Linked DNA regions of Homo sapiens: region 1 is linked to region 2. A link is a loop called in an ENCODE intact Hi-C map of the cell type or tissue named here. Cell type or tissue: Caco-2. All regions are shown on one strand.

Evidence for each region. Peaks named below come from ENCODE experiments on the same cell type or tissue, not always from the same donor. Only the 100,000 strongest peaks of a DNase experiment are listed, where the experiment ranks them.
Region 1: a loop joins it to region 2, with 13 times the contacts of the local background. A loop is called at or near these places in 11 of 110 quality-filtered maps.

What each region holds. Positions count from the first base shown.
Region 1 is chr14:91,897,421-91,901,420 of GRCh38, forward strand. All of the region lies in intron 4 of FBLN5 (fibulin 5), which reads right to left. Among named protein-coding and RNA genes, the nearest start is that of TC2N, 32 kb to the left of the region's middle. RefSeq lists an enhancer at 1-204. In Caco-2, no CTCF peak of the experiment used is centred here; a DNase peak (open chromatin) is centred at 2,021.
Region 2 is chr14:91,648,483-91,652,482 of GRCh38, forward strand. All of the region lies in intron 15 of CATSPERB (catsper channel auxiliary subunit beta), which reads right to left. Among named protein-coding and RNA genes, the nearest start is that of CATSPERB, 82 kb to the right of the region's middle. In Caco-2, a CTCF peak has its summit at 1,654; no DNase peak of the experiment used is centred here.

The DNA of each region.
Region 1 (4,000 bases), 250 kb after region 2:
ATTGTGTGCTGGGAACAACACTGCCTTAGGAATTTCTGTTCTTTTTCCTGCCTTGAGGGGAATGAAGGGTGAGGGTGACCAACACAGGAGAAGAATCACTGGAGAGGCTTGGTGGCAGCAAGTTCCCAAGCCTCTGTGCTTGCGTAATTTGCATCCCACACAACTGTGCCTGCCAAGTCCTACAGAGAGAAACCAGACGCATGCCAGCAGGCCAGGCTGGACTCAGAAGGGCACAAAGGGCCCCATCGTGGGCATGTGTGCGAAGTATTCAGGCCGAAGATCAAAATCCTTGAAGTTCACTCTTTTAAAAACTCCAGCACTTTTACTGAACTAAAGAATTAACTCAGCCAGGCGCAGTGGCTCATGCCTGTAATCCCAGCACGTTGGGAGGCCAAGGTGGGTAAGATTGCTTGAGTCCAGGAGTTTGAGACCAGCCTGGGCAACATGGCAAAACCCTGTTTCTACTAAAAATACAAAAAATTAATCGGGTGTGGTGGCGCATACCTGTAGTCCCAGCTACTCAGGAAGCTGAGGTGGGAGGATCACCTGAGCCCAGGAAGTTGAGCCTATGGTGAGCCAAGACTGCACCACTGACCTCTAGCCTAGGCAACACAGCAAGACCCCATCTCAAAAAATAAAAGAATTAACTCAGTTATACGACACTTTTGTATTTGTTTTGTTTAAAATACAGATTTTAAAATTAAAATTTTAACTTTCACTAACTTGTTTAATGAATTGTCAATAGAAACTATATTTTGAGACGTCAATAAGTCCCTGAAGTTTTTTTTGGCGGGGGGGGCGGAATCTCTCACCTTTATAGCCTGAAAACACACCTGGTGTAATGCTGTGTCCCTGGTAATGTTCAAGAACTATTGAATGAATGAACACATGAACGGCAAACATCAATCCCTCGCAGCCCCCAGAAAGGTTTTTCCAGCCAACTAGCTGACAAGCCCATTTGGGTGTGTGTACTTTAAAAACAGCCACCACCACGCCAACCACTGTCAGCTTACACACCTGATGGAGCTAAAACTGGAAGTGTTCACACGGTGGGCTTTCTCGGGGGGAGGCTGAAAGACTCATCACACATTCCAGCTCACAGCGGAACTTCTTACATTAAATACATTTGACTTAAATCACAGAAGGAAAAATACATTGAATCACTCCAAGGACATTCTTTGGCAGGGCCTCCCTTTCCGCATCAGTGGAAAAGTACAAGCTATGACAACCTGAGCAAGGGTCAGTATCCTCATGGGCAAACAGGGTCTGCTTTCTTTTCCTGTGCAGTAGTCAGGAAGAGTCCCCTAAGAGAAAAGAATGCTGGGTGCATTCAATCCTTTATTCATTCACTTGCTCACTCATTCATTCATTCATTCTTTTTTTTTTTTTTTTTTTTTTTGCGACGGAATCTCGCTCTGTCGCCCAGGCTGGACTGCAGTGGCGCAATCTAAGCTCACTGCAAGCTCTGCCTCCCGGGTTCACACCACTCTTCTGCCTCAGCCTCCCGAGTAGCTGGGACTACAGGTGCCCACCACCACGCCCGGCTAATTTTTTTGTATTTTTAGTAGAGATGGGGTTTCACCATGTTAGCCAGGATGGTCTCTATCTCCTGACCTCGTGATCTGCCCGCATCGGCCTCCCAAAGTGCTGGGACTACAGGCATAAGCCACCGTGCCCGGCCCCCATTCATTCATTCTTTATGCTCTACAGCGGCTGTGTGTTCGTGTGTGTGTGTGTGTGTGTCCTCCCCAGCCTCCATGACCTTTGGAAGAGCTGGCATCAAGCATATTCCCTCCCGCTGTATGGTACCCAGAAGCAGACTTTACTGGGAGTTCTCTCATCTCCCTGCTCCCTCCTGGCTGCTGTCACACCAGTCGGGTGCCTGGGCACTTGGAGGATTCTGCCACAGCAACCATAGCTTGGCTCCCCACAGGTGAGGCAGTGACTATCTGCTGCCCAGATGACCAGCACCCTGGCAACTGGAGGAAAGCGCTCACCAGCTCTCCCAGAACCTGGAAAAGCCCAGCACTGCCCCTGCCAGGAAGAAGTCGTCATCTGCATCAAGCAGCACAGCTCTGGTGACCTTGCAGTCTCACCTGCACTGGCACCTCTCCCTTGAGACATCCACAGAGTGGCCTTCTCAATCTGAAACAACTGCTCACTTAGGAAAGTCATCAAAACCCATCAATATCACCTCCTCGATGCCTTCCAAGGAGGCCATAGACAGAAAGGGCTTTCAGGCCCCAGGACAGTGGCCTACATATTTGGGAAACTCTTTTAGGATTTCATACCCTTAGCTATGTCTCACATTCCCCAGCCAGACAGTAAGCTTTACGTGGGCAGATATGCAAAGACAAGGGGAATAAAGGGATGTCCCTCAGGCTGGTGTGTTTTAAAGGAGTAAAAGAATGTCCTTCAAGTACAGAAAAGATCTTACAAAGGCACCAGATGAAGAAACTGGCCTCAACACATCAAAATACAACTGTCCAACAATCTCGGGGACAACAAAATGAACAGAACCTTCCATTGTGACTCACGGACAGCACAGGAAAGGGCCACAGCCCACACATCTGCTGACCGTTCCAGTCCTTGGAGCAGGACTCTGCAGAGGAAGCCAGTGGTGATTGGCACTCCTCTCCTTCACTGTATGGAGTTCTCAGACAGCTTCGTGGGTATTACATTGTTGATTTATGCCCATTTTATGTCCTCCCCTTGGGAGTGGGCTGGTTCTCAGAAAACATCACACAACCCACTTTTCTATCCCATATAAAAGTAATGGTTCCAAGTATGATCTTAGTATTAACTCACAGATTATTAAATAAAATCTCTATAGGCAGTTATAACAGACTTAATATATCACATTAAATATGCATAAATATGTTCAAATATAAATAACATGCATATGTATGATAGCTATGTGTTATATTTGAATGCACATATTATATACATATATGTATTTACAGTTCAGCATTTATTCCTGAAAGTTGAAAATACTTTGTTTTCATAACACAAATTCTAACAGAAATAAAATGTCCTTTAAAAACTGTACAAAACAAAACAAAACACTAATGGTTCCCCATGCCCATAGGGAGAACATTTTCTAGGTCATTCTCCAAGCACCAAAGTTTAAAAGAAAAATACACCAAAGGGCTGAGAACTCCCCAGAAAAGACTAGCAGGTTAAAGAATAAGAACTTTGGGAGCAGACAGAGCTGGGTGTGAATCCAGGCTCCCACATTTGGTAACTAAATAAGGCAGGGCAATTTACTGGATCCTTGGGTGTTCTGCAACAGGGCTGATGTAGCCTGCCTCGTAGGTAGATGTGAGAGTTCATGAATTAACAGGAGCACAGGTGCCAGCCTGACTGCCTGGCACATAGCTCCCTTCCCCGGGGAGGTGCTGTTTCTGACAGCTGTGGAAGATAGAAGAAGGTTGGTCTCTGCCTCCTGCAGATGCTGTTCTAGAATTCACTAAAGACACCAGGATGACAGCCCAGGGGTTTCATGGGCTATAAGCATGGTTAGTTCTGTGATTCAACTACAGCCAAAGCCAGGGACTTCTCCCCCTTGAGCCCCAGGCATATGGCGGGAGATCTGGACAAGAGGTAAGGAAAGCCAGGGTACATTCCTTCATGGAGTCTCCATCTCCACCTCTGCACCCAGGCATCTCTGGGCCCATCTATGATTCTATAATTGTAGGCATCCAAAAGCATAAAGGTACGTGTGCCTAATGGCCATGTATGATCAACCTTTTCACAATCTGATTCTTGCCTCTTCCCATGCCTTCTTTGCTCCAATACTGTGAACAGGCAAGGTCTGACTTTGTGAGCCTGTGTACCTAACGTCGGCTGAATATCTCAGTTCTTGTGTGAGAACGGCCATCAGCCAAAGGGAAACATTCTCACTGGGTGACACTGGGAGAAGCTTTCCAAGAGCCCTTGGAAGACACACCTTTCCAAGGCCTCCACTCTTCCTTTTTTGGATATGGCAAAAATCATTTCC
Region 2 (4,000 bases):
AAAGATTTAACACTGTCAATTTCAAATGTATTCTACTTTGGCACTTCAGTTGATTCCTTCTCATGTTCCTTATAGTTCATTTTTGTATATTTACATATCTTGTATTCTTTTAGAGCATTGACTCAATATGATATATTTGTACTATTTATATTTTATCACAGAAAGAACTTTGTTTATTGAATACTTTCAGCCTAAAATTCCTGCTCTGTGTGAATATGAACATTACTGCCTCTGCTTTCTCTCCCAGTGTGTTTCACATACTTGTTCAAATCTTTATTTATATTTTTTTCTCTCCACTTTAGCTTTAAGTTTTTCACTCCTGGCAATATATTTCAAGATTTTAAAATCCAAAATAAGACTCTGTCTTTAATGGAGAAATGTAGATTACCTCGGATATCTGCTCATTCCCTCATCTGCTTCAAGGCCGCTCACCCAGACCACAATACATGCTACACCACACAACGCAACACACACTTCACCTGGCACTTCCCATTCACCTATCTTGCTTTTTTTTTTTTTCCTGTGTAGCATTTATCTTACATACAGCCTATTTTGGTTTATTTGTTAATTATCAGTGTCTTCTGACAAGTGTGTAAGTTCCACAGGAAAAGAGACTGCTGTACCCTTAGTGATTGGAACAGTACCTGGCATATACGAGGTACTCAATAAATGCTGCTGAATAAATGAACATTTATGGTGATAACTGTAGACCAGCTCTACTTTTGGTTATTCTATTTTATGCTTTGTACATTTTCTGCTATGTCTTTTCTCTCTTTCATGTCTATTTTTATGGGTTATTCTGTTTCCTTTGCTTTAATACATATACACAAACTTAAATGTATACATATATGTGTGTGTGTGTGTGTGTGTGTGTGTGTGTAGAGATTGTTGCCCCGGCTGGTCTTGAACTCCTGCGCTCAAGTGATGCTCCCGCCTTGGCCTCCCAAAGTTCTGGAATTACAAGCATGAGCCACCACATCTAGCCTTCTTTTGCTTTTTAAGACTTGTATTGTACACACTTTTTTTTTTTTTTGAGACAGAGTTTTGCCTGTCACCCAGGCTGGAGTGCAGTGGCACGAACTTGGCTCACTGTAACCTCCACCTCCTGGGTTCAAGCGATTCTCCTGCCTCAGCCTCCCAAGTAGCTGGGATTACAGACGCCCGCCAGCATGCACATTTAAAAAAATTCCATGAATGATCACAATAAAGGATTCCAAAAAAATTCCTAACTCCATGTAAAGTTATACTCAGATAAAGAGATAGTATTTTGGATTGCCTTTTAGGGATGGCAAAACCTTGGCTTTTTAGTTTTAACTTTTTGTTATTCCTCTTGTCTTTTAAATTCTTGATTATTTTATCATGTGGTTCTGAGAGACTCTCACTGTGTTTTTATTTTTTGTGTCAATAATATTTATAATTATTTCCTCTGAATCACATGTAGTCAGGCTTTTTCTTATGCTCCCGTGAGCTTTTCAGTAGCAAAACTTTGCTGTTGTAATTGCTAAGGTTCAATATGCCATATTTTGTGGATAAATATGGCAAGAAATGCATGTTTCACATGTTAACAGCTTGGGAATTGAGACACGTCTTATAATTGATGTGTCTTACAATCATTGTCAGCCAGAGGGCACTGAAACCATAGTGGTCAATTGCCTACCCATGCATGTACTTTGTCTCAGTTATTTATAACTTTATAAATATTTATAAATCAGTTATTTATAACTTTTATAAAGTGTCATCACTTTAACTGAGCTTCCTAGATCATTGGTGCAATACATGTTGAGTTTTATTGCTGCTTAAAATGCTTTCAAACAAAGTTATTGTGTGTGCAGAGAAGAAAATAAAGCAATAGGACATATGTTTATCAGTAAAACCAGTGTCACGGAAGGAATCACCATAATTTGTTGTAGAAGAATTCTATGTTTTTCTTTTAGAAAATGAATACGAATATGAATAATGAGTTGAGTTGGTTCCAAATTCTTAGGTGAAACTAATTTTTTTGGAGGTTCTATATTAGAATATGCAACAGGCATTGTTGCAGCAGAAGAATCCAAGGCTGGCTTGATTTTTGTTTCTTTAAAATTGACTTACATTTCCCATTTCGAAGAGTGTTTCTGCTTTTAGTGTTGGTTTGTTTTGCTTTTAGTTAAAAAAATTAATGTCATTATTGATTTTGGTTTCCTCTGTTCTTTCTGTTTTTTGTATTTATCCATCCATCCATCCATCCACCCACCCATTTCTATCAGAGGGCTATACTATGCCAGAAACTGTAGATAAAAGAGAGAAACATACAGCCACAATTTTTGTTCATCACTAGAAATCCCTACAATTTTGCAGTTCCTGAATCTTTAGCATCTATATTTATTATTTTAGATTTTCTCCACTTATTTGTTCATTTTACATCTGGGTATGTTTCTATAGTTTATATTTATAATTTTTAATATTCTATAATTTTTATTGACAATTTAGTTTTCTTAGGTGTTATTTTTACTGTTTCCAACATTATCTTGCTAGGTCTATTTTGGTTTTTATTTCACAATATGTGCTGTTTATTCTCTATTTGGCCATTCCTCCAGATCCACTCTCAGACTTTCTCTTTCCTGTTTGGTGCAATGGAAGACTGATTTCTATGAATTGCAATCTTTGTGCTGTTTCCAGTTGACTCCTGATTGGGCTTGGCAAATGAAATGCAGCAGCAGGAGTTAAGAAAGGAGAAGGAGACAGAAGTTAAGGTAGTTTTCATCCTCTTTCTTCTTGCTTTGGTGGTGTGGTTTTGTGGTGGCTGTGAGCTTCCTAGATTACACCTCTTAAAGGGTGGTCCCTACTCCATTCCAGCTTTGACTGGGCTTTAGTAATGCCATCTATCTATCTTATCCCCCCTCTAAGCAAAGAGACTGTAACATCTTTCTTCCATTGCTAGTCTCTGGATATTTTACTATCACTGTTGCTCCCTTTAACTATGTCTGCCCTCTGCAAATAGTCCCCTTGTAAAGCTTCTTCAGGTAAAACACCTGAGAGGAATTACGTTTCCTGCATGGTCCAAAACTGATATAGTGTTTTTACCTACAGTGTCCCTAAGGCATAGAATATAGTGGTGGGATTCTGGGACTGAGTTGCTTACACACTTAATGAGTGAACAGATGACCACTTATGCCTGGCAAACCATAGCAAGCAAGGGCTTCACAATTACTCAAATTATCTCTGTGGCGAGTGTGGGATGCAGTGTCTGTGGAGGGCAAGACTTGAGGTGGTCCATTGGAGTAGCTGCAGTTGATTACAGTGACAACCATAATTTTTACAAAGATTGTGGGGTGGCATGACTTCTATGGATATATTGGAGAGCTTACAAAAGCAGAAAGAAAAGCTTGGGATGAATATTCAATTCAAGGCCAGAGTAGAGGCTCTGGTAGTCATACAGGGAAAAAAATGAACCTCACTTCATGACATATACAAAATTAGAGATTTTACTTTGATCTGTATATAAAATCTAAAACAACCAATTTCCAGAAAACAGGAGAATATCTTCATAGCTTTGGGATAGGCAAAGAATTCTTAAATAGAATACAAGAAGTAAAAAGTGCTAACCATAAAAGGAAAGATTGGTCAATTGAGCTTTCAAAAATTAATAATTTTTGTTCAAAAGATACCATGAAGAAGATAAATAAGACAAGCCACTAATTACAAGAAGATATTTCCAAGACATATTTCTAACAAAAAATCATATCCGTAATACATTAAAATCTTATAGAAATCAGTAAGAAAAGTAACTCAAATCAAAACTTCATTCAAAAAAGACTTGAAAAGAATTTACAAAAAAGGATATAAAAATGAACACATGAAAATATACTTAACATTATTACTCATGCAAACTAAATCTTCAGTGAAATACCATTAGGCTGGGCACAGTGGCTCATGCCTGTAATCCCAACATTTTGGGAGGCCTACATGGGCAGATCATTTGAGGTCAGGAGTTTGAGACCAGCCTGGCCAACAAGGTGAA